3 separate regions of the Homo sapiens genome follow, and all the other regions are linked to region 3. A link is a contact called in ENCODE Hi-C or POLR2A ChIA-PET data. All regions are on one chromosome and are shown on one strand. The core of a region is the stretch at or near the end of the contact, and the rest is flanking DNA. Distances in the headings are between cores, read along the strand shown.

The links. Hi-C counts contacts between places; a loop is a spot of excess contacts on that map. ChIA-PET counts read pairs that join two places held with the same protein, here RNA polymerase II (POLR2A). Pooled maps may share reads with other maps.
Region 1: a loop to region 3 is called in a pooled map, with 1.9 times the contacts of the local background. The contact joins two enhancer-like sites. A Hi-C loop is called at or near these places in 1 of 168 maps with a recorded cell type or tissue (CD4-positive, alpha-beta memory T cell) and 7 of 50 pooled maps. POLR2A ChIA-PET finds 5 or more read pairs at or near these places in 3 of 52 experiments (H1, OCI-LY7 and PC-9).
Region 2: a map with no recorded cell type shows a loop between it and region 3 (4-fold over the local background). The contact joins two enhancer-like sites. A Hi-C loop is called at or near these places in 2 of 37 single-sample maps with no recorded cell type and 3 of 50 pooled maps. POLR2A ChIA-PET finds 5 or more read pairs at or near these places in 1 of 52 experiments (activated T-cell).

What each region holds. Positions count from the first base shown.
Region 1 is chr5:86,978,370-86,981,275 of GRCh38, forward strand. No RefSeq gene overlaps it. Among named protein-coding and RNA genes, the nearest start is that of MIR4280, 140 kb to the right of the region's middle. Within about 2 kb of position 1,547, at least 2 of the 41 ENCODE cell types and tissues checked have a DNase peak (open chromatin) inside an H3K27ac peak, as active enhancers do.
Region 2 is chr5:87,019,013-87,021,715 of GRCh38, forward strand. No RefSeq gene overlaps it. Among named protein-coding and RNA genes, the nearest start is that of MIR4280, 95 kb to the right of the region's middle. RefSeq lists enhancers at 1,259-1,318, 1,349-1,468. Within about 2 kb of position 1,264, at least 12 of the 41 ENCODE cell types and tissues checked have a DNase peak (open chromatin) inside an H3K27ac peak, as active enhancers do.
Region 3 is chr5:87,339,451-87,342,150 of GRCh38, forward strand. RASA1 (RAS p21 protein activator 1) reads left to right here. Exons shown (of 25, transcript NM_002890.3): 6 at 1,840-1,871. It also overlaps a transcript of CCNH not described here. Among named protein-coding and RNA genes, the nearest start is that of CCNH, 72 kb to the right of the region's middle. Within about 2 kb of position 1,386, at least 4 of the 41 ENCODE cell types and tissues checked have a DNase peak (open chromatin) inside an H3K27ac peak, as active enhancers do.

The DNA.
Region 1 (2,906 bases), core at 297-2,796, 360 kb before region 3:
AGACATGACAATGAGTGCTGGAGATGACAGTAAAGAAGCAAACTTCAAGCAACCTCGATTTTTTTTCAAATGTTTTAGGGAAAGTTAGCCCTCAAAAGAATGAAGTGGATTGAAGCTAGGTAGTGCTATTTTATAAAAAGAAATTTGAGCCATTTTATTTAAATGTTAGAATAAATGGTAGCTCCAAAAACTGGAGGACTTGTTGATTTCCAAGAGGCAGACATTTTGCTTACCCTCATATAAGTATCAAATACTTTTTGAAGTAAGGACGTGGACTGTTGACTTCCTGGTTGTAGCCCCAGAGATGTAAGTGCTTTACTGCAGGGAAGTAAACCAAGGGTGTTTACTTCAGTTCATTATAGATGAGAGGATTTTTTTTCTAAGACTAACGTTTAGCCTTTCCTAAGATAATTTCACATCAAAGATATACATAGCAGAAGACTGACCTGGCTTGGACTGCCCCTCTCAGGCTTATCAAAACTCTCCACAAAAGATGGAAAGTTGTACCTATAATATCTGCGTGGACTTTTCACTGAATCTACTATTATTTTTCCAAATGAAAAAACCATAATTACCCTATATTGCCTCCCTGTTTAGAGAAAGAAAAAATTGAAAGGGACTTATTTATTTCTAGCAAGAATGACCCAAATTCTTGTTTTCCAGAACTGTATGGTTTGAGAAACAATATTATACTTATATTGGAGTGTACCCTCCATTTCATTCACTAAATAGCAGATTTCTTGAAGAGAAACAACTGCTATCCTTCACAATGCCTAGAAAAGAGCATTTGATAATGAATATTTACTAATTACATCCCAAGTTAGTGCAAAGATCAAGAGCTACACTCTGTATATATTGAGTCCTTGAAATATTGCTAATCCAAATCTTCATGTGTTTTAAGGATAAGATATACACCAGATTTTGAATCAAATATCTCAATAATTTTTATATTGGTTACATGAAATAATAATTTTGATGTTGTTTTAAAAGGTATATTAAAATTAATTTCCCACTTCTTTTTATGCTTTCTAATAAGGTACTAGAACACTTATTAATTCTATATGTGGATTACTTTATATATCTCTTGACCAGTGCTGATTTAGAAAAGTCATGCAAGGGAAAGAGCCTTGAAAGTAAACGCGAAGTTAAATAATAAAACAGACACAGAGCAGAAATGTAACACAAATAGAGAGAAACTGTTTTGGGGCATCAATGGAAAGGCATTGAAAGTACACAAAAAAAGTCTTCATTATTACAATTGTTTAAAACCCTGCATCCGAAATCTGAACTTTAATTTACTACATGCAGAATGAAATAAGACAAAAGTAAGTAGATGCTTGAGAAAGAAAACTACATGTATCTGGAACTAGTCATAACAGATATATTTATCTCAGCCACTCCAGGTTAATAGTTTCACCAAATAATAAAGAAGAATAGGAAGTTAAAGAGTCTGAAATCCATTTATATTACTTTCAGTTTATTCTGTAATAGGAAATTTCGTAACAAAGCTTCAGTCAACCAACTCTCTAGATTAGACTACACTCTCACTTCCTTTATAAAGCACAATGACTAATGCCCAAAGTATGCTGAATGCTTCAGCAGCAAAGACCAGATTAAGCCTATTGCCACCCCACCCATGACTCCTCTCTCAGATGGTCCCAAATTTACCACCCTTATGTTGAAGCAAGAAGGACAGACAGAGCACAGAGGCCAGTTAATAAAAATTTCGACTTTCCAAGCTTATGAGTCATGTCTAGATCTTCGGCAGTGGTTACCACTACATGGCAATAACCAGAAGCAAATAGATCAGAGCTAGAGTTTTTAGGAAATCGAGCGATGGCAAAATGACCTTGGAGTCTTTTTAGCCATGAAATTCCCATGACTTTTTGAACCTTAGAGCAATCCCTGAAACCCCAAATCCCTCGCACCAGCAACAAGGAGACCACAAAGTCTGTGTGACAACAAACAAAAAGCACACGATTCGTCACCCACTTCCTAAAAAAATAATTAACAAGACATAAGGCTCAGGGCCATGGAGAACCATAAACAGGGCTATTCTCCCAGGGAACAAAACCTGAACGTCCAGCTAGACTGACCAAGATATTTACTCAATTGCCCTGAGAGTTTGCCTTCTCAATTTCCATGTGTTTTCCACTTTTCCCTGTTCTGTATGGAAATTTCTATTATACTGTATAGTTTGAGAAACAATATTATAATGACAGCGTGTACCCCTTATTTCATTCACTGAATAGCAGATTTCTTGAAGAGAAACAATTTCTATCCTTCACAATGCCTAGAAAAGTGGACCTACTCTAATTCACCATTGTATAATACATGCAAGGGAAGAAGTATAACTGGCCTTTTAGTTTATAGGTCAGCAGAACACAATGAATCGTCACCTTTAGACTAGTTGAAAAGGACTGAACATCACTCAGAGACCTTGGACTTGAATGAAGGAACTGGATGGGATTTGGTGGATGTCTTCATTAGGGATAGAGTGTTTTATGTATAGAAAAGGGAATTTATGTGCAGGAATAAGTAGATATTTGGATGAACAAAAACAGACACATGCTTAATATTTGCAGGGCCTGAGGCAAGAATACAAACAGAGGCATAATATCAAGATTTTCTTTAAAAGCTATTAAATGGAAAATGTTTGTCATAGATGGTTTCTCAAATGGCCATCCCTCCCATCTTGCATGGCTTTTTGCAATGTAACTTTGCCACTCCTCCCATTAAGTGGTTAAACTTATTTGCCCTCTTTTTTATCTGGGCTGATTCTATGACTTACTTTGGGCAATAGAATATGGTAGAAGTGTGATTTCTGTGACTAGGCTTTAAGAAGTCCTGCAACTTCCTATTTTTACCCATAATGGAAGCCCACTGCCATGCAAAAAAACCCATAG
Region 2 (2,703 bases), core at 14-2,513, 320 kb before region 3:
AGCCCAGTGGGCACACCACCCATGGGGTTGCAGTGCCCATTATAGCCTTGGAATGGCCATCCACAGGTGCAACTGTACCAACCTCCCATAAGAATAGCCAAGGCTGCCGGGCGCGGTGGCTCATGCTTGTAATTCCAGCACTTTGGGAGGCCGAGGCGGGTGGATCACGAGGTCAGGAGATCGAGACCACGGTGAATCCCCGTCTCTACTAAAAATACAAAAAATTAGCCGAGCGTGGTGGCGGGCGCCTGTAGTCCCAGCTACTCGGAGAGGCTGAGGCAGGAGAATGGCGTTAACCCGGGAGGCGGAGGTTGTAGTGAGCCGAGATCGCGCCACTGCACTCCAGCCTGGGCGACAGAGCGAGACTCCGTCTCAAAAAAGAAAGAAAGAAAAGAAAAAGAAAAGAAAAGAAAAGGAAAGAGAGAGAGAGAGAGAGAGAGAGAGAGAGAGAGAGAGAGAGAGAGAAAAGAAAAGAAAAGAAAAGAAAAGAAAAGAAAAAAGAGAGAATAGCCAAGGCTATGTGTGCAGCAGTGGGTGGGGGAAGCTGGGAGGAGAAGTCCCCCTCTTATATCTGTTTCTGAGCACGGGTGCCACCTGGCCACTGAGATAAAACCATGATCCTCCCATACAGAGCCCAGAGCTGCACCTGCATCTGTGCTGGGAGGTATGAAATCACTTTCAGCTCCCAAGCAAGTAGCTTTAGAGCACAGGAGAGTGCCACCCTAATCTCCTTTGTCCCAAGGGGTGCTTTGTTGTGCTGTACTCTTCCTCCCCCAGGGACAATCTGCTTTAATTGTTAGACCTCCAGGAATTCTGCAGCTCCCCTGAATCCTGTCAGCCTTTTGTGGTTGTCAGAATTGAGCACAGTCTGAGCACATTCTGGTGAATGTCTGTTCAGGATTGAGTGATGCAAAAATAGAAAGCCTAAGACTGCCCGGGCAGGACAGAGTCCCACGATGGGTGGGACCAGTCTCAGCTCAAGTCTGGAGAGAGGGCAAGTAACCCTGCAGGGGTGGGAGCAGGTACACCAAATGCCTGGAGGCAAAAATGCCTGGAGATATAACCAGGCAAGGAGTAGAGAAGCCACCTCTGCACAGGAAGGGAGGGGTGGCCCATGTTCCCAATCCAGTCTGTGGAGAGGGAACCACCTCCCTCCCTCTCCTCAGAACCGGTAGGGCTCACTCCCTCAACTGACTAAGGTGACTAAGGCAGCAGGCTGGGGCACCCAACAATGTCACACACAGACTAGTCCCAGGTCACAAAGCTGTTTCTGGCTGCAAATCTCACTGCCTGGGAGAAACTGCAGCTTCAGCAAGTCTCCTCCCACTTCCGTCCTGTGATGTGAGAGAGCCCAGTTCCAGCTGCAATGGCTGGAGCACACCCCATACTCATTCTGGTCTCCTTCTGCAAACCAAGTACTCCAATCTCTGGCCAGAGACTAAAATGCCTGCAGCAGCCACCACTGCCAGCTTATCAAATAATGACTGACTTAGTATGAGCCCAGATTGAAAACAGAATCTTCCTCTCAGCCCTAGGTCTGGGAAATGCCTGCAGCTTTTTCCAGTGTCCTTTTTCTCTCTCAGTCTCCCAGACTCTCCCCAAGTTAGCTTCAGGGTTTGGGAGAAACAAGTTGCTCTCCCATAGCCTGGGTTACATAAACAGCCAGTGGAAAGGTGAGTGACAGAAGAAAACTCCCCCTCTCACATATCGGGGCTTCACACACTTTCCTCAGCCAAACACTGCCACACAGGCTGCTTGCCTACCTTCTCTTTCCCAAGTGTCTGAAGTATCCTTCACTTTTTTGGTGAATTCTTAATATTTCTTCTTGAATAAATCCTCACAGTGTTAATTTAGATGCACGATTTTGCTATTTCCAAGTAGACAAGGTATGCTAAAAGCCTTTAATCCACCATCTTGGGGTAAAATTCCTGATATTGGCAATTGAGTTCCTTTCAGGTTTTTTTCTTGATAAATATAGGTAAAGACTTACCAATTTCACTTATTTGTCCAGAAACCAAGTTTTGGCTTCATTAATTTTCTCTAATATTTTGCTGCTGTTAATTTCATTGATTCATTCCTTTATTTTTATTGTTTCTTCTTACTTTTGAGTTAATTTGATTTTTGTTTTGTGATTTCTTTTAAATATTTTTTAGGACAACAGAAATTTATGATCTCACAGTTTTGGAGGCTATAAGTCCAAAATAAAGGTGTCAGCAGTGTTGCACTCCCTCTGAAGGTTCTAAAGAAGCATTTTTCTTTGACATCTAATTTCTGATGACTCCTGCAGTCACTCCAATCTCTGCCTTGGTGGTCACATAGCTCTCTTCCTTCTGTATGTCTCCCTGTCTCTGTTTTCAAATATCTTTCTCCTTTCTCTGATAAAGATCCCAGTCTTTGGGTGACATCCTAATCCAGATAACCTCATCTTGAGTTGATAACATCTGCAAAGACCCTATTTGCAGACCTACATTCAGAAGTACCATAAGTTAGGACTTCAACATGTCTTTCATGGACACAATTCAACCCGCCATACTATTAAATAGGGAGGGATTTGACTCAGTTGTAACAGAAACATTATCTATTCACAGAAATCTGGCAGTAGAGTCAGTGGCAGATGTCGACATCTTTTTTTTTTTTTTTTATTTCAGTAGTTTTTTTTTATTTCAGTAGTTTTTTTTTATTTCAGTAGTTTTTTTTTTTTTT
Region 3 (2,700 bases), core at 136-2,635:
TGTTAGTTACAACTTTTAGTTTGGGTTTCCCTCTCCTTGCTGTACCACCATCTTCTCCATCCTGATTACTTCAAGAAATTGCACTATAGTTGAACTTTTCTTGAGCTCTTGGAATTCTGGATCAAATTTAACAAGATAACCTTTAAAGAAAAGTGAAAATTACTCAATGTATACAGAAAAATAATAATAACAACCCAAACCAGAATAAGGAGACATGACCTCACATCAGTACAAGGGATCAAGGAAAAAGTTAGCAACTCAGTATGAGTGAATAATGTGATGTGGTTGCTAAAAATGAATATAGTAACATTATAAATTAATAGTGGAGTAATTCCACGTCATTTATAAACAATTTTCACTCCAATATGTAGAATAACTTTCATGATGGGCTTTATTAGAGGGTAGTGAATTCTTTGTAGATTGAAAAACCATTTGGACATTGTCTAGTCTGTGAAGATGTTTCGGGCATTCAGTTAGTGGTTAGATTTAAGGAATTTCTCCTTCTAAAATTCTAATTACAGTTCCCCAAACACATTTATACTTTCATGTATTAACTCTAGAATGTATGCTCTCTGAGGGGAGGGATTTTTGTCTCTGATTCACTGATGTATTACCATTGCCTAGAATAGTGTCTGGCATTAGTAGGCATTCAGAAAATGTTTGTTGAGTAAATGAATGTTTCTATGTTTATAGTTTTCCCTCTTCCTTGACATTCTTGCCCTGATAGATTGCCTTGTAAAATTTGATTCATCTTTATGAGCTCAGTTCATATGTCATCCCTGTTTCACAGAGGATTTATGCCTTTCTGGAGTCTCTTAGGCAAAATTGTTTCCTTCTGTATTTCCATAGCACCTTGCTAATTCTGCATTCTGTTACACTGTCTAAAATTAATAATTGTGTAAAACTCTTCTACAAGAGATTAACTCCTTTTGGGCAGTGACACAATGATAATGCTATTCATTTTTATAGTTTTTTTTTTTAAGCCTACTCCCTTGGATATAGTAACATTCAGTGAGTGTTTGATTTTAGTTTGATTAGGTATTTAATGAGTGAGGACCAAATTGTGAGAAGTAAATCCACATGTAGTTAGACCATTTTTCTCCATAATAGTGGAATGAGTAACACTATTGTATCTTAAATCAGAGGAATATAGAATAAAATAAAGTTCAAAACATAGTAAAAGGGGGATGTCTTTTATATTGAAAGTAGAAGTTGATGTTCACTTTTTACGGGCTCAGAATGTCTTACTGAAGAGGTAGCATTTGAGATAGTTCCTTCCCAGATTGGTTAGGTATTTATCTAACAAGTAGAAAGCAAAAAGTGGAAAGTACATTCTAAGAACAAAAAGTACAAGCTACAGTGGTGGGAGATTGGCAAATAGGAAGTTATGTGTGACCATGGTATAGGAACCAAAAAACAATTGGTAGTATGAGACAGGAAATGTAGACTTGAGTCCTGTGGTAAACGACTTCAGTTGCAGAATGAGAAATTTGTAGGCAGTAGAGAGGTGTTTTTTTTTTGTTTGGTTTTTCTTAATGTAGGGCACAGCTGCTGTTGAAACTGATGTATCCAGATTAGAGTGGTGGAGTAGGACATAATTATATTAGTTGGGCTGTTGTTTAAGAAAAGTCGATAAGAGGGCCTGAGTTAGGGTAATGGCAACAAGAAAAGATTAAGAGAGGTTTGGAAAGATATTTACTGAACAGAAACATCTTTTTTTATATAAACATAAATAAGGATAGTGTGGGGATATGTTTGCAGATACGATTTTCATGAATTTTAATAAAAATTGATTAATAGTTAATTATATAAAATACTGTCTTAATGTCTTCCCTTTAGGGCCGGGAAGAAGATCCACATGAAGGAAAAATGTGAGTTTGTGTTAATTATTAAAATGAAAAAAAAAATCTATATTGTAAATTTACTAATTGGAAAACTTTGGCCAAAAAAATTGTTTTTTAAGGTTTTGGACTGACTTAACTTTTAAATTTGGCTTAGGGAACTGATTTCTAAATATTTTCTTAAGGATCTAGTGATAAAGTCTTGTTTTTAAATAAAAGGTAGCTGATAACTAAATATAACTCTTTTTATCACCACACTGAAGACTTTGAATAAACACTACATTTATAACATTATGAATGTCACAATTTGGCACATTTTAAAATTATTCATAGTATTTCTTGGTTATTCATAGTATTTCTTGTTTTATAGCCACATCTTTTATCCCCCCAAAATAACGGTTCTTCACAATTTTAATAAGATTCAGCAAGGTCTTTTTTTTTCATAATCTTCAGACTGATTTTATGTATATGTAAGTTTTCTTTTGAAGATCTGAACCATTAATCCCAATTCTCTCTTACTCACATTTTAATAGACTATTCATCTCCTAATATCTTTTCAGTACAACATTTTTTCTTATCTTTCAGCATTTAGGGATGGAACTTGAGGCTTGCCTCAAGTGTTTGCTTTTTCTGTTTTCTAACCATTAGAATATAAAAACATTCAACTGACTACTCCATTTGCAGTCACCTTGTTTAATGCTTCACCCTTCTGTAAGTGGAATATGTAAGATATATTCTGAGTTCATTTTTATTGTTTCTTGTAGCTACAAAATAGATTCCATTAGTGAGACTGTACCCTGCTGTTTGTATTAGTTTGAAGTCTCCTCTCTACCTATATCAGGAGTTTCAAATTCTTTTT